Linked DNA regions of Homo sapiens: all the other regions are linked to region 1. A link is a loop called in an ENCODE intact Hi-C map of the cell type or tissue named here. Cell type or tissue: chondrocyte. All regions are shown on one strand. Region 1 holds the start of PRRX1 (paired related homeobox 1). Region 2 overlaps FMO1-AS1 (FMO1 antisense RNA 1). Region 3 has its middle 6.1 kb from the start of MROH9. Region 4 has its middle 23 kb from the start of LINC01142. Region 5 overlaps NTMT2 (N-terminal Xaa-Pro-Lys N-methyltransferase 2).

Region 1 (5,000 bases):
TACGGAACCAAAAATAGCCTTAATATGCTTACTTTCTCCCTGTACTCCGCCCCAAACTGTTAGAACAGCAGAAAATTTTTTTTTGGGGGGGGGCGGTTTGGGGGAAGGCAGAAGGAGAAGAAAATTTGATTGTGATGGTGGTGGATTTTTTCCAAATTTCCCCACAGCTGTTATCAAAACATGCAAATGAGATTTTCCAACAGGATCTTAAACAAATCTGGAGGAGTTAATGCCGAAGCAAAATAATCAGCACGTTTGAAGTGACTGTGAGTTTCAGTTTGTCTTTTCTCCCCGTGATATTATTGCAGGGGAATGATAATTAGACCTTTAGAAATCCAAAGGGGCTCTCTTGCTCTCTTCCCTCTCTCATTTCTCTTCTCTCTTTCTCTCTCTCTCTCTCTCCCTTCCTCCCTCCCTCCCTCCCTCTCTCCCTCCCTCTCTCTTGTTCCCTCCCTCTCCCTTTCTCTCTAACTCTGATGTTGGCAAAGGGGGTTTTCTTAATCAGACTGTTTTTTGGTCCCAGGGAAAGGAGGAAGAAGGAGATTGTGATGGAGAAAGGGGGTCTGTGAAACGTCAGGCACAGCACAAAGGCTTTGCCACGTAATTACAGGCTCCTATTAAGTCGAGATCTGCCCTCCCAGGGGTCTCCAATTTTCTTGTATTCCCTACAAAGCCTCCTCTGCATGCCAGTTTGTGCCTTTTGAAGTGCCAGAGAGCTTCTTGATCCAACTGAGAAGGAAAAAGGAGCCCAGCAAGAAGAGGGGGAGAGAGAGAAGGGGAAAGGGGGGAACCCACCAGCACCCTCCGTCGGACTCTTGAAGCCTTTTTTTTTTAATTCTTAATTTTTTTTTTTACTCTTTACAAAAAGTAAAGTGAGAATCCTGCTCTCTAATACATCTGCAAGACATCACCCTCTCCTCCTGAAACTTTAGTCACTCCTGAGAATCCACAGGAGTGCAGAGAGGGGGGAACACGTTTTCTTGAAGATGTTTTAAAGCTGGAACAAGCCTTCTTCTGTTGGTGCTTGAACTCTTGCCTGGGAATAACTTTTTTAACCTTTAAAAAAACCATTCACTTTGATTCTTCTCTCCCACCCCTTCTTCTCTCTTCTTCTGTTTGCCTAACTCCCCCGCCCTGCTGGCCTCCGCTTTCCTCTCTCCCCCTTGTTATTATTTTTAGTCTGTGCGTGTGGACACTTTTGGAGAGTTGGAAGGGATTTTTTTCTCCTGACTTGAACATAGGGTGACTTTTTAATATTGTATTTTACTGTGGATTATCTCTTTGGACCGCGCCGGACTTGGCCTCAGGAAATCAACCAATGCTGCGGAAGGCGGCTGGTGCACAACGCTCTGCTCTACAGAAGGGGGTCCCCCACCCTCTTTTCCAATTTTTTTTTTTTGGCCTTCCTCTCCTTCCCTCCCTCTTCCTCCCTCTCTCTCTCTCTCTCTCCACTACCCCCCTCTTTCTTCCCCACTCGGCTCCTCTCCCCCCTCGCGCCCACAGCGTTTGGTGTTGATTCGAGCGGGAAGAGGGGGGTGGGTGGGATCGGTGGGGGAGACCATGACCTCCAGCTACGGGCACGTTCTGGAGCGGCAACCGGCGCTGGGCGGCCGCTTGGACAGCCCGGGCAACCTCGACACCCTGCAGGCGAAAAAGAACTTCTCCGTCAGTCACCTGCTAGACCTGGAGGAAGCCGGGGACATGGTGGCGGCACAGGCGGATGAGAACGTGGGCGAGGCTGGCCGGAGCCTGCTGGAGTCGCCGGGACTCACCAGCGGCAGCGACACCCCGCAGCAGGACAGTGAGTGAGGGGCGCATGCCCACGGGGGTGTGTGCCCGGGACAGAGGGCGGGGACCCGTGTAGGGCAGCTAGAGCCCGTCCGCGGCCAGAAAGACAAGGTCCTGGGACCAGGAGAGGTGATGGCAGACTTCAAAGGAAGGGCCAGTCACAGGGGAAACCAGATGAGAAAAGCGGGTCTCGGCCGAGGGCATAGCCAAGGAGGACGCTGGAGAGAGGCTCCAAGGTCCGGGGACACTCCGAGGCCCTGCGGTCTCAGGCAGGGACTCTGTCCGCGGCGGACTCTCTTTACTTCGGCTAGGCACCGGCTCGGTTCATCCCGCACGCGGGGCGGCGGGGCTGGGCTGGGAAAAGGTCTTAGCGGGGTGCAAACTCAGAGAGCCAGCGCTGTTTGGGAAAGCAGCAGGTTAAAGATGCTGAGTCGGGTTGGAAGGGCTTCTCTCGGGCAGCGTATGACGGCTTGAGGGAGGGCACCAGGCACAGGGAGCAGGACTTGGCGCTGCTCAGGCTGCACTCTCCACGCGGGCACCGTAAGGCCGGGCGCGACCGGGAGGCCCCGAGAGAACGCCCGGCCCCAGACGCTGGAGCTGCTCTCTGCCCCCTGCTGTTGCCTCTACCGCAAATGGGTTTGAGACTGGCAGAGTCAAAAGCCCGGCTGGCTTGGGAAAACTCGGGCCAAGCAAAGGGAATGTCCTTTAAGGGTGAAACCTGAAATCCAGCCCCGCATGATCCCGCACAGGCGAGCTGCATCCGGGAGGCGCGAGCTTCAGTGCGGAGGCCAGTGTCACCTTAGAGGAGCTCTCCCTATTGGCTCTTAAACGCCCAGAAAAGTCCAGTTTCCCTTCCCCATCCTCACCGACCAACCTCGCGACCCATGAAAATCTCGCTTCGCTAGTGCCTTAAAAAGAGACTGCAATTGTATCCCCATGCCCCCAAGTCTGTAACAGACCGGTCACCCTGTTCATCCCAGGTGACATGTGGCCAGATATGTACAGATACTCCCTCTTCTCCTCGAGGTTGCAAGAGTCTGAACTTAGCTGTAAGTTCTCAAATGAGGCTGGTTGCTTTCTATGTCAGTAGTTGCTGGTTACCATTTTTGTCTTCAAATTTGGAAATCGTGGAACCGGGGGGCCCTCCAGCATTCTATGATTTTCACAAAACGTTGCCTATTTCAGACTCTCAAAGAATAGACATACAAATCAAACTGCACATAGAAACAATTGGAAACAGGGTCCGGGCACAGTGGTGGCCCCGCGGGCCACGCTACAGCAAGCCGCAGAGAGAGCCTCTGGTGTGCTCAAGACGCCTGGTCTTCACCCTGCTTCCTTAGTTCCGGCCTGGGCGCCCCTGGGTGTTTTTAGCCAAAAGCGGCCTAGGGCCGATCCACCCAATGCATTAGCAGACTGCTACAGGAACTGAATGAGGAAGTCTGGCCTGGACACCAGAGAAAGGTGGCCAACTCTGAGGAATGAAGAACCAGGTGTCCTCAAGTTCCGCATAAAGGGCTAGGCGCAGAGACAGAGACGTTCTCTTTAGGGTTTGGGTGCTTGAGAGGCTGCACCCGCAGCATTACTTAAGTGTTTGCATAGGCACTCTTAGTTCTAACAAAATGCACTGAGAAATACTATGATTGTTTTTAAACGTTTTACCAGGGAAAATGAAAAACGAAAAATGTAGGGAGAGTCCAGGCGCGGTGGCTCACGCCTGTAATCCTAGCACTTTGGGAGGCCGAGGCGGGCAGATCACGAGGTCAGGAGTTCGAGACCAGCCTAACCAACGTGGTGAAACCCCTCTCTCCTAAAAATACAAAAATTAGCCGGGCGTAGTGCCGAGCGCCTGTAATCCCGGTTACTCAGCAGGCTGAGGCAGGAGAATCGCTTAAACCCGGGAAGCAGAGGTTGCAGTGAGCCCAGATAGTGCCACTGCACTCCAGTCTGGATGACAGAGTGAGACTCCGTCTCAAAAAAAAAAAAAAAAAAAAAAAGTAGGGAGAACAGCATTTGGTGTAGACCCCAGCTTCACCAATTCTGCACGTCCAGTCGTTTCTGTTTTGCCAGGACGACTTATTAATTGCAACATTTACCACTGTTCGGATACTAGAGGCTGGACCCACAACAGAAAACAGGACCACGAAGAAACTTCTGCTTAGAAGACCAGAGTGGGGCAGGAGAGACTAGATGCTGCTTTGCCCTATGAGGAGGCTGGAGGATGAGAAAACCAGGGCCAAGGCCAGCGGCCTCGGCCAGCCTAGGGAACAAGCCAGCCGTGGTGGCCCTCAGATACTGCAGGGGAAGAGGGATGAAAATTGTACCGGTTGTTTGGCTCTGAGTGGACGCCACTCCCAAGAAGGGAGCTCGGGATTCGTCGTGGCCTTAGAGTGGGTATGGAGCCGGGCTGGCCAGAGGAAGCTAGCTATGGAGCGCCCCCGAGCAGATTCGGAGGCGACGCGCGGTGGCTGGGAGGCTGCCCTGGACTGGGGACAGGCTTCTGTGAGACCTGAGCCTGGCGCCTCAGAGGCCCTGTGGAGCACGTGGAGTCCTCAGGAGCGCTCGAGGACAAGCTCAGCATCCCGGGCGGAATTGGGGACTGTATGTCCCGGGAGAAGGGGAGAAGACTCTAGAAACTCGCCCACGTGATACTCGGGCTCATCTCAGAGTTACAATGACTAGAGAGGCCTTGTGGGGAGAAGACCCAGAAAGGAAACTGAGGCTCAGAAAGAGGATGCTCTGCGGAAGCATGATCAAGAGACAGCTTCCGGAGGAGGCCGCAGAAGGCAGAGTGAGGTGATGGGGACGAAGTGACAGGCACCTGGAGCTAGGAAAGTAGCCGAGAAACACACACGCGCGCGCGCGCGCACACACACACACACACACACACACACTCCAGGCCTTGCTTCCTAGAGAGATGAGGGTAGCGTTCTAACGAATAGTTTGTTGCTTTTATAAGCACTTTTCTCAACCTCTCTTTTCTCCGCTGGCATGAGAATGGGAGGGCCTGACGAGTCTTATGGTAGCAAGCGTCCAGGGGAACCCGCAATCCTAGTTTTTGGGCTCCCATCAAGAGTTGCCAAGAAAGCTGTTGTGAGCTACTTGGAAGTCAGGACAGCTGGGCCTCCAGCCTGCAGTGACAATGAGGCTCAGACTGTGAATCAGGGAAGAGGGGAGTGTCTCGGGAAAGGATGGCTAGAGCAGACTCTCCCCCA
Region 2 (5,000 bases), 560 kb after region 1:
AAGTTACTTCCTCCTTCCTTTGTTCTCCTCTGCTTTTGCCTCTTTTAAAGTGTTCTAAGTTGCTAGCCAATCGGGACAAATACAGAATGTGAGGTCCTGTTCTAGCCAATGGAAACCGGACACAGCAGTAAGGTGGTAAGGTGGACGCATCAAGTTATAAATGACCCTGTCTCCTTTGTTCTGTGTACTCTCATGGCAAAACTGCTGGTGAGTGTACCCTTTCTGCAGAAAGTATAGAAATGGCCTTGCTGAGGAAATTGAATTTATGTTCAAGTGCTATTTCTTTACAGCACCAAGGAACAGGCATTTCAAAGAGCATGGTGCTATTAAAATAAAAACTTTAGACAAGTTAAGTTTAACATAATTTATTTGAGCAAACAAATGATTCATGAATTGGGCATTACCCTGAACCAGTAAAGGTTCAGAAGACTCTACCTGGCAATGTGGGCAGTCCATATTTATAGATAGAAAAAGGAAGTGACATAACAAAATAGCCTGATTTGTTACAGTTTAGCACTTGCTTTATTTGGACATGTCTGAGCAGTTTGCAGCCTGTGATTGGCCAAAAGCTCAGCTGCTACAGTTAACTGAGACTCAGTTGCTTGTTACAAGAATGTAGTCTCAAGGTAGGTTTATATATATATATATATATATATATATATATATATATATATATATAGGTTTATATACATATATAATGTATATATATAAAACATACATATAACATATATTATGCTTTATTTATATATATTAGGTTATAGTTTGCTTCATTTAGAGACAGCATTAGGCCAAAGTTTAATTTAACAATTCCCCTCTTTTATCAGCCTTTGAATTTTGAGAAATTGACCATAACCTAGGTCCAATTTTTTTCACCATCATAATGGACTTGTTTGGTCTCAGTATAAAATTCACAATTCACAATGTCGAATTTGTTGGATTATTCTTTATGTTTTCCTGATATTTTTGTTTTTCTAACTATAATGAGATTAGTTGATGTACAACGGATGGCTCCATATGAGCATTTGAGACTCTTAAGGGACCAGGCATGGAGGCTTATGCCTGTAATTCCAACACTTTGGAAGGCCAAGGTAGGTGGATTGCTTGAGCCCAGGAGTTCAAGACCATCCTGGGTAACATGGCAAAACCCCTTCTCTACAAAAATATACAAAAATTAGCTGGGCATGGTGGTGCACACCTATAGTCCCAGCTACTCTGGAGGCTGAGGTGAAAGGATAGCTTGGGTCCAGGAGGTGGAGGTTGCAGTGAATGGAGATCATACCACTCATACCACTGCACTCCAGCTTAGGTGATAGAGCCAGACCCTGTCAAAAGAAAAGAAAAGAAAAGAAAAGAGAGAGAAAGACTCTTAAGGGATACAATACATTAGGAAGAATATTATAATGGTTATCAGGAGGAAAAATACAAAAAATTAAAAAATTAAAGTACACTACTTAACAGGAGTCTCTACAAACCAAAATAATCTAAATTAAGCAATTTAAAGTTCAAGCAATAATAAAGACAATTCAACAGTATTCAAGTCCTATTGGTTATAGTCTTTGTTCAGGGCATGACGGTGATTAAGGGCCATAGTTAGTAGTAAAATGCCCTCCTTTAAAGAGGTGCCTGATTCTGTAGTTAGCCTGGTAACACAAGTCATACTAGTCTGAAGACCTACTAAAAGACACATAAAGATTTTAAAACCTTGGAATATTAGCCCCAAATGATTAGGCTAAAAATAAACAATAAAAAACCTTCCAATAGCCAAGTCTGCCATCCACCATTCCACCATTCTGGATACCTGCAAATCAACCATTAGCTGCTCCTGTAAACACATCATGTGTTCCTTTCCCGTGAGAAATTTCCTTGATGTATTTGGTGGCAGTGTCTAGAGAAACATCAGTATCAGCCACATTTTAAATTAAGCTTTTTGTAGTAGTAAAATCAGGAGAAAGGTAAGTACAATATTCAGTTTCGTTTAGCACTATACACAAGTCCTCAATGTAGGCAAAGAGAAGATCTGCGTGATGCTCCATTAAGTATTTTTGTTGAACATGAATGTTTTCATACACCTTTCAAAGAGCAGCTTCTATGCATCTGAACTTTTGGGCGGTCACATTGGCTACAAAATCTAAGATTTTTCCTAATTTACAGACTATCTTCAAATTCTATACAACCAGCACCCCAATACTGCCAAGAGTGTGCCCCCAATAACCCCACAGGAACATTTCCTCCAAGGAAACTAACTTATCTCCATCTATTTCAAGGTTTGTGCTAATTTTGGTTATTGATTGCTTTGGCCTCTGGTTATGAAAGATACAATGGGAACTTTCAGGAAAAGCTATTCAGAAGGTAGGAGGGAGACAGGCCATATAGCAAAATCTGAACCAGTGAGGAAGAGGTAAGTAAATTCTCTTCAGTCCCAATGTAGGCCCTCAGGGGCTAGGAAAGATGGCCACCTAGTGGTGTTTGAGCAGAAGTCAATTAAATTTGTCCACAAGTTCACATAGCTCCTGAGTAAGGTACAGTGAGAAACTTACTCAAAGGGTATGCTGTAAGGGTGCATAACCACATTTAGTGGAAAAGGAGCTTCCAGATTTAATTCAGTGACATCATACAAGCAATTACTCATACCTGCATTGGTAGTCCCCAGGTCTTGAATATGTGATATACCTTTTACAGACATCACTCAGATATGTTTTCTATATTTGGTAACAATTAGGTTATTAATTGGAAAGTTCGTGGTACTATTTCTAGTGAGTGTAGAAAAGTAAGTAGCAGTAATGTCTAGAATTTTAAGGAAAGCTTTCCACTCTTCCTCTAGGGCTTCATGATGACTCTCAATGGGAACACAGACATTGGCATGAGAGAAATTGTTTTCTGATATGGTGGCATTAGCCTACAAACCCAACAATTGCTCTCATTTCTTTTTAGGGCATAAGCTTTTGATAAAGCCACACACAGATTATGCTCCCGTGGATTTTCCTTTAAGGAAAAGGAAGTGATTCAGACAGCAGAAAACTAGGGGGAAAGGGGAGAAATAAGGCTTTCGTGATGACAGAGAAATCTTATTCTATGGTCTTAGGAAAGTGTCTATGTCTAGGATACCATCTGCCTCTGGGGAAAAACTTCCCTGGTCATCTTTACCTTAAGGCCTCCAACAAATATACACCAGGAGTCTGGAGGAGCCCTTCTTAGTAAAAAGATGTGAATACGAGACTCAAAACCCTGAGGTTTTGCTGCAAAGAAGAACTTGGTATAGTCCCTATCAAGGGCAGTCTTCCTCTGGTGTCATTTCCAAAAGACCCAACCTCATTGCTCTAAATCATGAAAGGTCTGCTTGTCATCAATTTGTGAGTCACAAAGGGCTTTTCTTACCTAGTGAAAATGTGCTTTGGCATAATGCGTCAAAGCATGGCACTATTGAGTCATGTCAGAGTTTACAAAAGCAAAAGATCCATAGGTTTTATTATTAACGGAATAAGCCTTGAAGTAACTATTTCATAATTTCAAATATTTAATTTCATAAGCAGTCAACCTAGATTTCTAGTGAGGATGAGTGTGATTGCCATCAGTTGATAATTGCCTTTGACTAAGGCAATCCAATCAATGTAGTTAGCTTCGCCTAATGCCATTGTATTTATAATATCTTATTTAACTGTTTTACAACTTGTCCAGTGAAATTCAAAGGTGAAGCAGGCTAGGCTTCTGGGTTGGGTGGGGACTTGGAGAACTTTTCTGTCTAGCTAAAGGATTGTAAACACACCAATCAGTGCTCTGTGTCTAGCTAATGGTTTGTAAACGCACCAATCAGCACTCTGTAAAAAAGGACTAATCAGCACTCTGTAAAATGGACCAATCAGCAGGATGTGAGTGGAGCCAAACAAGGGAATAAAAGCTTGCCACCCAAACCAGCAGTGGCAACCCGCTTGGGTCCCCTTCCACGCTGTGGAAGCTTTCTTCTTTCACTCTTCACAATAAATCTTACTGCTGCTCACTCTTTGGATCCGCACTACCTTTATGAGCTGTAACACTCACCGGGAGGGTCTGCAGCTTCATTCCTGAAGTCAGCGAGACTACAAACCCACTGGGAGGGACAAATAACTCCGGACACACCATCTTTAAGAGCTGTAACACTCACCGCGAGTGTCCATGGCTTCATTCTTGAAGCCAGTGAGACCAAGAACCCACCGGAAGGAACCAATTCCAGACACAAAATGAGTACTTCTATCACTGAAGATTTCTCCAGGAATGAATGATAAGGGAAACACATTTTCTTTTTTCCTTTTTATTTTTTTCTTTTGAGACGGAGTCTCACTCTGTCACCAGGCTGGAGTGCAATGGCGCAATCTCGGTTCACTGCAACCTCTGTCTCCCTGGTTCAAGCAATTCTCCTGCCTCAGCCCACCCAGTAGCTGGGATTACAGGCACGCACCACCACGCCCAGCTAATTTTTGTATTTTTAGGAGAGACGGGGTTTCACCATGTTGGCCAGGATGATCTCGATCTCCTGACATGATCCACCCGCCTCGGCCTCCCAAAGTGCTGGGATTACAGGTGTGAGCCACTGTGCCCAGCCAAGGGAAACACATTTTCTAATAAACTTTAGCTATTATTATGGCATCAGCCTTCCTGCATGGGAAAGCTTCTATACAACCAGAAAACATACATTTAATGTGTCACTTGAAGGAACTCCATTTTTAAGTGTTCAAATGATCCAGCAGGTGTGTATCACCTGAAGTTTTTATTTTCTTATCAGAACTATGAGTTTGACAATTTATAACCAAAATTGGTTATAAATTTTAGCAATTTTAAAAGTCATGCCATCAATATTTTTTCATAATTTGAATCATTTTATCTCTGTCATGATGAATATGGAATTCAGAGCTCTTAATAATGGAAGCTTTAAGGACTCAGGAAGGACCAAGCAGCTGTCCAGACTCTTCATGAGTTAATGCTTAATATTGCATTTACGTCTTTTTAAATACCAATTTTGTTTCTCC
Region 3 (5,000 bases), 260 kb after region 1:
CCCCCAATGCCTTCCTGCTCCCTCAAGCGCCCACCATTGAGTCCAAAGAGAGTTGCCTCTCTAGATCCTCAATACACTCTTGAGATTCACCATGAAAGTGCATCAAAAAGTATTTTATCATGAGATCTGGAAATAATTTTCTAAAGAATGTATAATACTGTATGTGTATCATGTAAAATCACAGCCATAGAAACTGTTACTTTGGAAAAATAAGCTGTATATCTAAATATGATCTGCTCTTTTTAAAATTTTTTCTAGTAATAATGCTTGTTACTTGCTCATTTATTTTGTAAAGCAGATAATTATGACACCAAAGATTTAAGCAAAACTAATGAAAGTATAATTTTGAACTAAGATATTCTTTCTGTTTGACTTTCATCTGCAAATTAGGAAAGGTCATCATTATTTAATTATGTCAGTGATCAACCTCATGGATCATTGCCACAGAAAGCAAGAGGAGCTCACTGTGATCTTAACGCCTCAGGACACATGGTGTTCTGCTAATATACGTTAGTAGATGCTATAGGACAAAAGGCTTCCATAATCAAATGAGATTGGAAAATGCTAGGTTAAAGAAAGTTAAATACATTTATTTACCACAGGGATACTGTGCAACTTTAGTATGCTAATTTTCAATATGAATTTGCAAAAAGAGGCAGTGACCATAGAATCCTTTGTTCATGGAGCATATTTTTTAAACTGGAAGTCACATAGGTAAATTTTCTCTAATCACATCAGAATGTGACTATTGGAGGAAAAAAGAACACTCTAATTTCCTATTACAACTTGTCATATCACATTACACCTAAATTCATCTGAGAGAAACAGAATTTTAGGAAGTTAAGCATGAGAAAACCATAGCAACATTATTTATTTACTCATTTATTTTCTCTTATGTCAATATGTATTGTTGGAGTTCAATAAGCAAATAATAAGATTTGCCACCAGAGAATAAAGAAGCAGTAGCTATGAAGCGTTGGAAGAGAAGAAATCAGCCATGGGCAATAGATCCAATTTACTATGCAGAAAGCATGAGGTATGTGAAAAACGGAGTGTATGTATGTAACTACATGTACGTAAGTGTATAAATATAAAAGTATATACGTATGTAAGTATATAAGAATAATAATCTAAGAAGAACTGAGTGAGAATGGCCAGCTGAAAGAAAATTCTTAGCTTACACTTGGGGAAACACAGGTAAATGTTTCTAGTAGGAGAGGAGGAGAGTGACCTCTTGTGTTCAGGACCTCCCTTATTTCACTTCAGTATCCTCCTCTTCCAGAACTTCACACAATGTCATTCCTATATGTAAGGTGATCAAACATTAGAATGCATCGGTAAAGGTTATTTTTCTAATTTTGACTATTCACAAATAAGTTCCACTAAGATTAAATCTAGTATAGTTCCATAGTTCTATCAGTTAGGCTTATGTTTTTCTACAAGTGCTAAAAGCTTAACATAGCAGATTAGAAATTTATTTATCTCAGGTGAATGAAGTCCAGACTGAGCAAGTTTGGACAAGGATGAGCAAAGTTGAGCAAGGCTGGCAAGTCAGTTTCATGATCATTAAGGCCCTTAGCACAGGGCTTCCACCTCATTATCCAGGCCGCAATTTTGTCTGTCTGCTGCAGCCAACAGAAAAAAAGATAGAGGAAAAGGAAAACAAAGCAAGGAGGCGTCCAAGAATTTACACATGAGCCATGGTCACGAGGCTTATTCCAAGCAGTCATATACTCAGCTAAACACTGGGGACTCTATAATATAGAAGAAGGAGAAAACACCACAGTAGTTAATAAATCTTCATTAAAGAAGGTAAAACTATATGAAAAACTGCAAGAGAATGGCCAGCTAGAAGAAAATGCTTAGCTCGCATCTTGGGAAGTGCAGTCAAATGATTTTAGTAGGGACATCTGAATATCTCAAAAACACCATTCAAAGAAAGAAATTTCACTGCCTTTCTCATCTCTCTTCTTTCTTACCCTCTTCAACCCAAGTTAGGGAGTGCAGAGGAATCAAATAAGAAAAAGAAGACAAACATACCTCACCCACTTCTGGAGGCTGCCTGACTGCAGCCATGCCTAGTTTGGACAAGGAAAATGTAATTTTGAGTGAAATACATTGTGTTATTATACAAAAAGGGACTGTTATAATTATTAAATTGTGATTATTCTGCTATGTACAGTGACCATAGGGCTTTTTATTAGCAACAAGAAATCAGAAATGTCATAGGTGTGCCTGACATTTGTCCAGGAACAGGACAAAGGCTTTCCTACTTAATAACGTTTACAAGTATAGGGAGAAATAAAAGTAAAAATCACTTGTGATTATATCCTGTGAGTATTGCTTGTACAAAGTGATGGCTACAATAACCCCCCTCAGGCTTTTCCTGAAGTTATTAAAAAAAAAAAAAAGAATGAAAGAAAGCCATAGAGAATAAGGCATAGAGCGGCACTAAATAAATTTAGTGTCTTTCTCTTGATTCACCGAAAAAATATTTATTAAATTCATACTATTTGCTAGTTGTGGTTTATACAAGACATACAATGGGAAAAATCATAGGAAATAGTACAAGTGGATATTTTAAACTCATATCTCATGAGATATGAGAATCCGAATTATTTGACTCACTAACCCCTGAGGGCAGCTGCTGAAATTTCAGACGCAATTCCCAGGAGAGACGCCAGCAAACTTAAGGCTTGGAATTTTAACCCCATTTTACTGACAGAGGCATCACTATAACATGCCTTTTGAGTTTTGTGAACTCATTTAGTTATTTTTCTGTTGAAAGCTGATTCCAACCTAAATGAGTCCACACACTATACAGATGTGATACAGAGGATCTGAAACCTTCTCCTGAGGGTACTAGGCTGGAGAGAGGCCACTTTCCATTGTGTCATGTAAGTGTGCAAATTTCAGTTTTCTCTGTTAACACCTTGAATTCCGCACTAACACTGAATTTCCTTTCTGCTCCCCTAGTTGTAATCTCTAATATGATGCCTGCAAGTTTTATCTTGAGTGACACCTAGTGGTTTCATGTTGTAATGAGAACACGGAGGAGGCTTGGAAGCTCTGGCTAGCAGGCCAGAGGGGTGAGGTTTGAGCTTGTTTTGCATCTTTACCCTGGTCAAATAGTCATGTGAGAAAAATGATTTAGGGATCACGGCAATTCAGACTGTCCCACTTCTTACTTGTAAAACGGAATTTATATTTGTGCTCGCCCTTCGTTGCTGGAATGTTAAAAATCTCTGGAAGAGAGGTGCTATGTTCTTTCAAGTGGCTATGATTATAAAGCAGTTTCCTTCCCTTCTTTGGAAACTGTGGAGGTGTTACAAACCAACACTGAGGGGGAAAGAAGAGAAACAATGTCCAAAGTTCTCATTCCCTGGCCAGAGCAGAGAAAACTGTGGAGATTTTTAGATAGTAAGAAGCCAATGATTCATATTTTTTTGTCTGGTTTGAACTTGTGCTTATTTAAAAGCAAAATGAAAACCAGAATTTCACATTCCAGATTTGAAACCCATTTCAAAATCGTTATATAACAGACTTGATTGTGGTTCAGCAGTTATTTATCTTACTCTTGTCTTTTGTTTTCTCTCCACTCATAGATTATAAAATATTGAATTGGATAGAGTCAAAGGAATTCCCAGAGAACAGACAGAACTAATTCATTATGACTTTCTTCTTAAATTTTAAATTCAGAAAAGCACAGAAAATAATATAGCAAATTTTCATGCGTCGAGATTTTCTTTAATAAAAAAAGAAAATATTATGGAAAAAGTTTATCTGATTTTTTTCTTCATTCTAGTTTTATTCACGATCACTATGATGCATGTGGTATTTATCCTCCTATCCAATTGTTTTAGAAAATTTACTTCATATCAAAAATAGTGTTTTGCACCCAACAAAAATATAGTTCAGTGTGTTATTATATGATAAGTGTCATACCATACATATCATTCTGCAATTTTTTCATAATTTTTTATAGCTATCCATGTTTAGATATACAATCTTAGTCCATTATTTTAATTGCTATTTCCATTGTATGAAGAGATCACAATTTGTTTAATATTAGAAATTTTTTTTCTATCAAAACAAAACAGTGAAAGCATTTTTAGAATGGTGGGGCAAGGACTTCTGCTGTACAGAAAGCATGGCTGCAGAGGCCTCAGGAAACTTTCATTCATGGCAGGAGGGGAAGCAGGCCCATCTTACATAGCTGGAGCAGGAAGAAGAGAGAGAAAAGAGAGAGAAGGGGAAGGTGCTATCCACTTTCAAACAACCAGATCTCATGAGAACTCACTCACTATCATGAGAACAGCAAGGGGGAAAATCCATCCCAATGACCCAATCACCTCCCACCATACCCCTCCTCCAACATTGGGAATTACAATTTGTCATGAGATTTGGGTGGGAACACAAATCCAAACCATATCAGTCTGCCCTTAGCCCCTCCCAAATCTCATGTCCTTCTCACACTGCAAAATACAATCAACTCTTCTCAACAGTTCTCCAAAGTCTTAACTGATTTCAACATTAACTAAAAAGTCCAAAGTCTCATCTGAGACAAGTCTAGTGCCTTCTATGAGCCTGAAAAATCAAAAACAGTAAGTTAGTAACTTCCAAGTTAGAAAAACAGTAAGTTAGTAACTTCCAAGATACAATGATGGTACAGGCAATAGGGAAATATTCCCTTTCCAAAAGGGAGAGATCGGCCAACACGAAGGGGCTACAGGTGCCATGCAAGTCTGAAACCCAGCAGGGCAGTCTTTAAATATTAAAGCTCCAGAATAATCTCCTTTGACTCCATGTCTCAAATCCAGACAACAATGATGCAAGGGGTGGACTCCCAAGGCCTTGGGCAGCTTCGCCCCTGTGGTTCTGCAAGGTATTGCCCCCGTGGCTGCCTTCTCAAGTTTGTATTGAGTGCCTGCAGCTTTTCCAGGTGCACAGTACAAGCTGTTGGTGGATCTACCATTCTGAGGTCTGGAGGACAGTGGCCC
Region 4 (5,000 bases), 360 kb before region 1:
ACTGAAAAGTATTTTTATTTTCATTTTTAGTGAGTTACACCCTAATGCAAAATTAAAATGATGTGATAAATGCAAACTTCATTTTTGGGGTGTTTTTAAAAATTTTTATTGTTATGTATATAATAGTTGTACTTCTGTATGTACATAATAGTTGTACATATTTATGGGGTATATGTGAATCATTGATACAAGCATACCATATGTAATGATCAAATCAGGGTAACTGATCCATCACCTCAGGCATTTACATTTTTTGTGTGTTAGGACCATTCCAATTCCACTTTTCTAGTTATTTTGAAATATACAAATAATTTGTTTTTAACTATAGTCACCTTATTATGCTACCAAACACTAGATCTTATTTCTTCTATTTAAAAAATAAAAATTATCTAAATGAATAACAATTGATAAAAGAAAACCAAAGGACTCCTTCTTCCTCTTACACTCCCATTAGCCTTGGGATATCCTTGCTGAAAACATACCTAAAGGAAACTTGAGCCTAAATGTCAACGTCTCAAGCCCCAGGAATCTAGATCTTAAATGAAAGGGCCTGCACCCAGCACCCTTATGGCAACTGGAACCTTCAGGCCTGAAGTCAGCAGAAAAATGGAGAATGAACTCACCTCTAAAGGCAACATGTACTGGGGCAAGCTGGGGTGTGGTCCTTATTCCATTTTCTCACTGGCTTGGGCAAGGCATTGATTCGTTATCTATAAAATGGTAAGAGAATCACTTAACTTTTAGGATTCTAGTTATTATTAAATGACATAATTTAAAAGTGTGCAATATTATAGTTAGCCTATGTTCAGTAATCAATAAATAATCGTTATTTTTATTTCCTCTGGAATAGAAGCAGAGAAAATAGAAGAGGAGAAAAGAGAAAAAAAGAAGAAAACAATGAAAATAAAGAAGGAAAGCAATAGCAACAGAAAGGCTAGTGCTCAGGTGGAGGCTGCTGAGGAATTTCTTATATGGACATTGCTACAGTGTGAATATGATGTGTCCTCACCAAATGTCATGTTGAGGCTTGGCCCCCAATGTCATGGTGTTGGGAGGTGATGCCTTTAAGAGGTAATTAGGTCCTTAAGTTGGATTAATGTCTTTATTTTGAGACCGGGTTAGTTCTCATGGGAATGGAGTAGCTCCCTTGAGAATGGGCTGTTATTTGGCCAGGCTGCCTCTCCTGTTTGTTCTCTTTCACATGCTTGTTTCCCCTTTCACTTCTCCACCATGCTATGATGCAGCATGAGGCTCTCATTAGAAGCCACCAGATGTAGCTGATCAGTCTTGAACTTGCCAGCCTGCAGAACAGGGAGCTAAATAGACCTCTTTTCCTTACAAATTATCCAATCTCAGATATTCTATTATAGCAAAACAAAATAGACTAATACAGAAGTGAACAATGCTACAGATAGAGATTAGAAATAACACTCTCCTTTCCAAAGTGCATTATCTTCCACTGGCTTCCCACCCTACTGCTAATCTGGAACACACAATATCGAGTGAGCAAAAAACAGAGGGTGTAGAAAGTGAAAGATATGAGTCAGTGAGCAAGGGAAAATATGAAACAAGGGAAGAAAGAGACAACATAAATAAAATTTAAAAGTGTAGAGGAAAATGTAGCATAATAAAATAATAAAGAAAAGGTTAACTATTTTGGGTAGTAATACAGGTTAGCAGGCAAAGAACCACCAACTCTTTTTATTAATTCAAAAAAACAGGCAGATCTTAGTTCTGTTAGTTTTGACCTTTAAGTTTTGGGATTTTTTAAAGGTTTATGAGTAGGCTAAATCATGACAAATGCCTAATTTAAAATTGATTTAGCTGCCAATCCCCTCTCCTGTGAGAACCAGCTGCCAACTCTGCTCTAAGACAAATAAAAATACTTGGATTAATCCATTCAGCAACAGAAAAACATATCTCTTTTCTGGTACATTGGAAACAAAATAAATAAGCTCTGCTAAGAAGAGAGACCCATATAAAGGGAGAAGCCTTTTTAGGAAATTATTGGGTCAGGGTCTCCACTGTTGAAAGCCAGGAGGTACTGAAGGTAGCAATTCTTGATTGAAAACATGGTTCAAGCACTGGTCCAAGTGGGCTTTTTAGGGATCACATGTCATGGACACTATTCCATATCAAATATTTTCTTTCCAGAACACAGTTACTGGAAAGGTTTCTCATTCCAACCAATGTGTAAAAAAAAAAAAAAAAAAGAAAGCAACCCCCTCCCCCCCCAAAAAAAACACACGGTATACCCCTCTGATCCCATGCTAGCAGCCCTCCTGGGAACAGCTTACAAGATAAGACAGCTTTGCAACAGAGCACTATTAACTCTCTCCCTTTTGTCGCTCTTCTCAGTGAGGCTCTTTACTGGGGTGCAAATGCCCTATTTTGTAGAAGAGAATTGACACTGTGCATAGCAAATACAAACAGCAAAGTTATTCTGACAAACTATGTAAGCCAATGTCCTCCTCTTTGATCCATTTTTTTGTGTGTGTGTGTGCCTAATTGTTGGCAGGCCAATAAAGCTCAGAGTCTGTGGCACTGGAAGAAAGAGGTGCAAGAAGCCTGCAAGTTTATGCTGTCAGGGGAGGATTTCTGGATTCCCAGCATTAAAGGATTTGAATCCCCTGGCTGCTTTGGGAAAGTGTCCTGTTTGTGTTGGGGGAGTCCCAGGGCAGACTTCCATTACAGAAATTGAGAGATGTTGTTGCCTTAGGCTCCAGCACCTTTCCCAGGCTTGTTACATGCCATTCACTCATTCCTTCATTCAACAGATATTGATGAAACACCCCTGACTCAGAGCTGGGGAACATGTGAGGCCAGGGAAGGCAGTATGCTAGGAGTTGTCTTAGGAGATGAAAAGGTCACTGACCCTGACCTTGAATAAGCAGAACTGTGTCATGGACATAAGTAATGCAGATATTAAAGTCAATGTTAGGACGATAAATTAGAGTCACTGTTAGGACAACATAATAATAAAGACAAGGTTAACTATTTGGGGAAATAATACAGACTAGCAGGCAAAGGCCCACCAACTGTCAGAAAGTTTTGAGTCCATGTCCTAGACCCTCCATTTTCTAATACCACCTTGGGCATGCCATTAACTTCCATGAGGTTCAGATACAGAGAACAATGCTCACCTCATAGGGTTATTATGAGCCTTAAATAAGGTAATGCTTTACTTAGCACATTATTGTCTGTGTCACAGTAACTATTATTAGTATTTTGATAGTCTAATGTTAAAGCACATCTCTTTTCTTTCTTCAGACCCCTAAATCAAAATAAAGAAGTATAGCTGTTATTGCAGGGGATAATCCCATATTTAGTAAATATCTCCAGAAATCATTCTAAATAATGGAGTTGAGCCCAAGGCAACTTTGCCAAAGGGTCTTGATCTTTTAATGCCTGAAAGTGACTTATGTTCATTAAAAACTGCTTGTTGGCCGGGTGTGGTGGCTCATGCCTGTAATCCCAGAACTTTGAGAGGCTGAGGTGGGTGGATCACCTGAAGTCAGGAGTTCAAGACTAGCGTGGTCAACATGGTGAAACCCCGTCTCTATTAAAAATACAAAAAATAGCCAGGTGTGGTGGCGTGTGCCTGTAATCCCAGCTACTCTGGAGGCCGAGGTAGGAGAATTGCTTGAGCCCTGGAGGCAGAGGTTGCAATGAGCCGAGATTGTGCCATTGCACTCCAGCCTGGACAACAAGAGCAAAACTCATCTCAAAAAAAAAACAAAAACAAAAAAAACTGTCTTGTTTCCACCGTATTGCTTGGTGCTTTGTTAATATAAACTGATCTCCGGAGAGACTGATGCCCATTGTCTCTGAGAGAAGCCATGTGCCTCCACCCCAGCCCACTCTACCATGTCCAAGACTTTCCTTTCCAGACTATTTGAGAGCTGAGCATTAGTGAACCTCTTTAAGCTGAGAGGAGATTTGAAGGTTATCAACTTAAGCCCTACTCCATTGCATGAGCCAAACCATGTAGCAAGTAAGAGACTCAGGTTGGCTGATAACATTTCCTCTGAAAGTCTCATATTTTTTCTTCTTCAAATTTTAGCTCAGAGTTTCAGGACCCCAGATTTTCACGGAATAGGCCGAGTGACATTGGAGAGACTACCTGTGAATGACCATTTAGTAAATGGGAAAAACAGTGATGCCATTTGGGGGCTTCTTGTGTTGATGATGGCTGAGCATCAGAGACTCTGGGATTGGTGAAGGGGATGATTGGCCAGCCTGCTGGCTTTTGGAATGAACTATGAAATGGTATGAAAGTGTCAAGAACCCCATTGCTTTCACCATCTGTACAGTATTACGATATATGCATTTGCTTTGTGTGTACTATTTGGAAATATATTTCTACATATGCATTTATGTAAGAGTGTTAGCAGTAACAGCCACAAAAAGGGTCCAAGAAGTAGTGATTGGAAGGCAAGGAGAGGCCACCAAACCATCTCCAAAGCCAAGATGTAGAAAGAGGATGAAGTACTTTTTCAAAATAATGAATAATAATAATAAGGGTAATAATAACCAGCTACTACACTACGAAGCAAAGGGTTAAGTGGTGTTGTTCATTGTCACATGATTCTGGGAAAGAGCTGAGCAGGAACCTCAGGGATCCAGGGATCGGGAGGAGGCACATCTTGCTTGCACATGTGGCCTCTACCACAAACACTTCAAAGTGCCTCCTCAGACCGACATAACATTCTGACGCCGACTGTAAATGCCCTTGACACGCAGAGTGGAAAATATCAAACACTCCAACAGTCCCCCAAATGCAGTGTCTCTGCACTGGGAAAGGCCTTAATGAGCCTGCAGTGAAGGGAGGGAGGGGGTTTTGAGGGTAGGGCTCAGAGCCAGAGAGAGAGGAGGAGGTGTAACGGGTGGTTCTGATTTAAAGCTTGTACTGATACATGCCGGCGTGTGCAACTGGGCTCAGGCCGCTGTGAATCTAAATGCCCTAGGACCTTGCAGAACAGCCCAAGCATCAATTCCAG
Region 5 (5,000 bases), 500 kb before region 1:
CTTGCAAATATTTTGGCCTGCAAATTCTTTAGCTTTGTTCCGTCTGCTTTTTGTTGTCCAGAAATTTATTGGAATCATGAATCTGTCAGTGATACCCTCTCATTTTCCTCACTATTATGGGTTTAGTGTTTTAAGATAATTCTCAGGGAATATTGGGAGGGAGAGAAGACAAATGCATGTACTCAGCCTACAATCTTGAACCAGAAGTTCCATCCTTTAATCTACTGTCTATCATTTTATCATGAATGTCTTATGATGAAAATATTTTATATCTGCATGGGTGAATTTTAGCTGCAAAACACACTTACGTGTACTCTCATTTATTCCTCAGAAGTTGGAACACATATTTTTCTTATACATTTTTGAAAATAATGAAATGACAAAGTATATGTGAATGTGCCTGGCACACTACCTAGGACAGAATGGCTGCACAATAAATATTATGTTTCCTTTATTATTTTATTTTCACAATGTAGAGTTCAAGCACATTTCTGTAATATTGATATGAAGACATATTTGGATATGTGTTGCTTGAAAAAGATATAAAAACAGTTACCCCTACCTTGCGATTAGAAGTAATTTTTTCATTAAACTTTATTATAAGCTTAATGAGAAAATTCTCAGAAAACATTTGGAGTTCAGAGATAGAACTCACTGCAAAATTGATGACATTCTTTACATTATTGTAGCTAACACTGTTAAAAATTTTAATACAGTGATATAGCTATGGGTTTATTCAACTATAGAGTTATTAAGTCATGAAAATGCCACGATTATTATAATCCATAGATGCGATCTCTGAAGATCAGAGGAGTTAAGATGTTTTCCCAGCATTACATAGTGCATAAGTCATGGAGCCAAAACTCAAACCCAAATCTTTTGACTTCAAACCAGTGCTCTTTTTGCCACAGCACAGATTCACAGGCTTTTAAAAGGAAATGCAATGCATAAAGCTGAGATTTTTTTATCTTATAAATATTAATACCTATTAATAATGTTTCATTTGCAGTGAAATTGTACGCTTTAACAAGCCAAGTCATCAATGGTGAGATGCAGTTCTATGCCAGAGCTAAACTTTTCTACCAAGAAGTACCAGCCACAGAAGAGGGTATGATGGGAAATTTCATTGAACTGTCCAGCCCAGACATCCAGGCCTCTCAGAAATTTCTTAGGAAATTTGTTGGGGTGAGTTATTCAACTGCAGCTTGATGAGAAGGCAAAGTCCTTGCAAACATTGAGCTCGCATGCCTCTGTGTTGTTATTTAAGTCACGACTAAGCCATATGACCCAGCCAAGAGTTCTGCCGCCTGCAAGCCGGTTTTAAGATGTTCAGAAAGGATGAACCATTTTTGATATGATAAATATAATAACACTGTCTTACCCTCCCACTTGGCATTTCACTGTCCTATCACCAACTAATCTTACATGCTTCAGAGGAAGGTGAATTAGCAGTGTTGATATAAAATTTGGGAATAAAGAAGACATCTCTTTTAGAGTCTCATAAACGTTTCATACCCAAATGATTGATGACAGATCATGCCTTTTGGGATCTTGGGTTGACTTATTGATTCCCTGTAATAAAAATGAGATGTTGGCCTGGCTAACACAGTCAAACCCTGTCTCTACTAAAAATACAAAAAATTAGCTGGGCGTGGTGGCGGGCGCCTGTAGTCCCAGCTACTTGGGAGGCTGAGGCAGGAGAATGGCGTGAACCTGGGAGGCAGAGCTTGCAGTGAGCCGAGATCACGCCACTGCACTCCAGCCTGGGTGACAGGTGAGACTCCGTCTAAAAAAAAAAAAAAAGTTAGAAGGAAATACATGATTATGTTCAGTTTAAAAACAATGAAGGTAGAATATTTTTATACTATTTTATACATAGTTTTGATTTTACCTTGAAAGAATGGTATCCTTTTGTAGTCCTGCATTGGGTCAACCCCTATTACTTCCTTACTGTCATGTCATATGAAGACAGACAGTATATTGTAGGGGTCAAAATTTTGGCCTTTATGTCTATCGTGGTTCTTCTGCTTAATGTATAAGCAACTTTGAGCTTGTTACTTAAATGCACCAAGTGTCAGTTTTCTCTCTTGTGACTAGGGCATGACAATAGAAGCTACTTCACAGGATAATGTGGAGATCTAATGAGATAATACATGTCAGGTACCTGCTTTAGTGCACAAAATTAGTACCCAATAAATCTAATTTATTGCTATTACTACTACTAACAGGCTTTCATATAATGTATTCATTGTATTTTAAGGAACTTCATTTAGTTGTTAGAAAAGACTTAATCCCCAAGAAAGGCTGGGTATGGTGGCTCATGCCTGTAATCCCAGCACTTTATGAGGCTGAGGTGGGTGAATCACGAGGTCAGAGTTTGAGACCAGCCTGGCCAATATGGTGAAACCCTGTCTCTACTAAAAATACAAAAATTAGCCGGGCGTGGTGTTGCGCGCCTGTAGTCCCAGCTACTGGGGAGGCTGAGGCAGAAGAATCGCTTGAACCCAGGAGGCGGAGATTGCAGTGAGCTGAGACCGTGCCAGTGCATTCCAGCCTGGGTGGCACAGCGAGACTCCATCTCAAACAAACGAACACACAAACAAACAAACAAAGCAAAGCAAAGCAACAACAGAAAAGACTTAAACCCCAAGATAAAGCTGCTGTTAGTTCTATTAAAGATGAAAAGTTCTAATTGGTAACAGGTTTTGTTCCAATACATTACAAAGTCATTGGTTTGAGATTTGGTGCCCATTTTATTCTGATAAAGGAAACATAAACATTAGGCCGTGGGGTTAGGCCATCAACCGATTTAGTAGCAAAACATTAATATCTCTAGTATTGAGGTGAGGTTCACTTCAAATCCAATCTTCCTGGAGCACCCAGTGTGTGAGTCCAGAGAGTGACAGTAGATAAAAATGTGATCAGGATGATGTATTTACTGGGGCCAAAGTGTCTGGACATCAGCTTCAGCCATAAAGGACTAGAGAGTCTAGGAATGAAGACTGTGGATATTTATAGGTTAGGTTAACTTGGAGTATTTCTAAATCAGTGCTGCTGACTGGTTTCACTGAATGCTGGTTCTGAGAGAGTCAATCTGCTAAGCGCTTTAGAAGCGTTGTCTCATTTACTCTTCATGCCAATTCTTGGAGGTAAGTGCTATTATTAGCTCTGTTTCTATAGTTGTGGAAACTGAGGCTTGAAGAGGTTAAATAAGTTGTCAAGATTACACAGCTGGTAAGAGACAGAACAGTGAATTAAGCCCAGCCAGGTCTGCCTGACACCAAACTCTCTGCTCTTAACCATGACATATTTTTTCCATTTGTCTCATGAAACTGAAAAAATCCCTGCTTTATTTATTTATTTATTTATTTATTTATTTATTTACTTTTTTGGTGGACCATAGACCTCGACTCTCCTCCAGTCTGGCTGAAAGCAATCCCTCCTGCTTGCCTCGTGGTGAGGCCGACTTTGATCCCAAAGTATTTCAGAAGCTTAGTTAGTAATCCAGCTGTCTTGTCACTCCGTGTGGAATGCCAAGCTGACCACAGGGATGCTGGTCAGACAGAGCCCATAAGCACGCCCACAGACCTGGGAAAGGAAACAGCCTTGCGCTAGCATATTTATGTTGGAAAAGAGGCAGCCTGCTCCTTTGAAACAAATATAAGGAGTCCTTCTTAGTACACAAGGCTCATTGTAAAGCTGTGACTTCTAAGTACAAATGCAGTCCTTTTTAAGGACTGATATTTTGGTACTTTGACCTTCATACTGTAATCTACTAGATTAGTATTCAGGTCAAGATACAAAGAGTTAGGGAATACGAGTATCTGACATGACTTATTCTTGTGTCAACTGCGAAAAGAAGATTGTTTAATTTAAAGTTTTGTTTTCCTTTCAACACTTAATGACATGAGACAGTGGGAAAAGGTGTTTAAACTAGTTGCAAATGTATTTACTTTAGCAAATAAACAAATGATACCAAGATGATGTCAATGCCATAGTTGATAACTTTCCTGTTTTAGCTTTCTAGTGGGAGAAAGTAGTAATTCATAAAAACCCCTCAGTATTTTTTTGACAGTATTTATTTTTTGACATTTCTCAAAGATTGGATAGCTAAAAAATCTGGGTCTACTAACTTGTTATATTTTATAGTTTTTACACAGTGACATGAGGTCCTTTCATTTTAGTTTTTTAACTCCACTGGATAAACCTAAAATAATGTTCTTCAAAACAAAATACATAGGCAGAATCAAAACTAAACTGAAATTCCTAATAGTGTTTTACTAGTTTATATGGATTCATAAGTATAAACATGGCATAATAAATGAAAATCAAAATAACCAAATGGGTTCACACCTGTAATCCCATCACTTTGGGACGCTGAGGCGGGTGGCTCACCTGAGGTCAGGAGTTCCAGACCAGGCTGGCCAACATGGTAAAACCCCATTTCTACTAAAAATACAAAAATCAGTGGTGTGTGATAGTGCACACCTGTAATCTGAGCTACTCGGGATGCTGAGGCAGGAGAATCACTTGAACCCGGGAGGTGGAGGTTGCAGTGAGCTGAGATCGTGCCACTGCACTCCAGGCTGGGTGACAGAATGAGACTCTATCTCAAAAAAAAAAAAAAAAAAAAAAGACCGTCTTGTTTTGAAATCACACATCGCATGTAGTTCTAGTCATATTCATTCAAGGGCATCAGATTTTAATAAAATCACAGTTTCAGGCAGCCATGGTGTCCAATAAAGTTCATGGTGCTTTATTGTTCCAGGATTCTACTTCTGAAACCACTTACTACACTAATGAGAGCAGCATGACCAATAGAGGCTTTTAAGGCCAAGTAATAAAAAGAAAAATTTGAAATGAGACGCTCTTATTGAGCATACACATTTTAGTAGTCATTTCTAATAATGACATAATTTCTCCATATACTGCTCATCTTTTTGTTATGAATTTACTTAGAAGATGCTTCTTTCACAGCATTCATGCCTAGGCCTTTTTCT

What was found. Hi-C counts contacts between places; a loop is a spot of excess contacts. Peaks named below come from ENCODE experiments on the same cell type or tissue, not always from the same donor. Only the 100,000 strongest peaks of a DNase experiment are listed, where the experiment ranks them.
Region 2: a loop joins it to region 1, with 3 times the contacts of the local background. A loop is called at or near these places in 3 of 110 quality-filtered maps.
Region 3: it touches region 1 in a loop (5-fold over the local background); 4 of 110 quality-filtered maps call a loop at or near these places.
Region 4: it touches region 1 in a loop (4-fold over the local background); 3 of 110 quality-filtered maps call a loop at or near these places.
Region 5: it touches region 1 in a loop (3-fold over the local background); 2 of 110 quality-filtered maps call a loop at or near these places.

What each region holds. Positions count from the first base shown.
Region 1 is chr1:170,662,659-170,667,658 of GRCh38, forward strand. PRRX1 (paired related homeobox 1) reads left to right here and starts at 1,473. Exons shown (of 4, transcript NM_022716.4): 1 at 1,473-1,801. The coding sequence starts at 1,561. RefSeq lists enhancers at 378-905, 2,106-2,966. In chondrocyte, CTCF peaks have their summits at 781, 2,424 (motif pointing left) and 2,624; DNase peaks (open chromatin) are centred at 1,745, 2,253, 2,533, 4,235 and 2 weaker places.
Region 2 is chr1:171,224,507-171,229,506 of GRCh38, forward strand. The region is part of intron 2 of FMO1-AS1 (FMO1 antisense RNA 1); the gene reads right to left. Among named protein-coding and RNA genes, the nearest start is that of FMO1, 21 kb to the right of the region's middle. In chondrocyte, CTCF peaks have their summits at 2,463 (motif pointing left) and 2,680; no DNase peak of the experiment used is centred here.
Region 3 is chr1:170,926,929-170,931,928 of GRCh38, forward strand. No RefSeq gene overlaps it. Among named protein-coding and RNA genes, the nearest start is that of MROH9, 6.1 kb to the right of the region's middle. In chondrocyte, CTCF peaks have their summits at 1,235 (motif pointing left), 1,435, 3,019 (motif pointing left) and 3,225; no DNase peak of the experiment used is centred here.
Region 4 is chr1:170,304,859-170,309,858 of GRCh38, forward strand. No RefSeq gene overlaps it. Among named protein-coding and RNA genes, the nearest start is that of LINC01142, 23 kb to the left of the region's middle. In chondrocyte, no CTCF peak of the experiment used is centred here; no DNase peak of the experiment used is centred here.
Region 5 is chr1:170,159,509-170,164,508 of GRCh38, forward strand. NTMT2 (N-terminal Xaa-Pro-Lys N-methyltransferase 2) reads left to right here. Exons shown (of 4, transcript NM_001136107.2): 2 at 1,010-1,185. Among named protein-coding and RNA genes, the nearest start is that of MIR3119-1, 11 kb to the left of the region's middle. In chondrocyte, no CTCF peak of the experiment used is centred here; no DNase peak of the experiment used is centred here.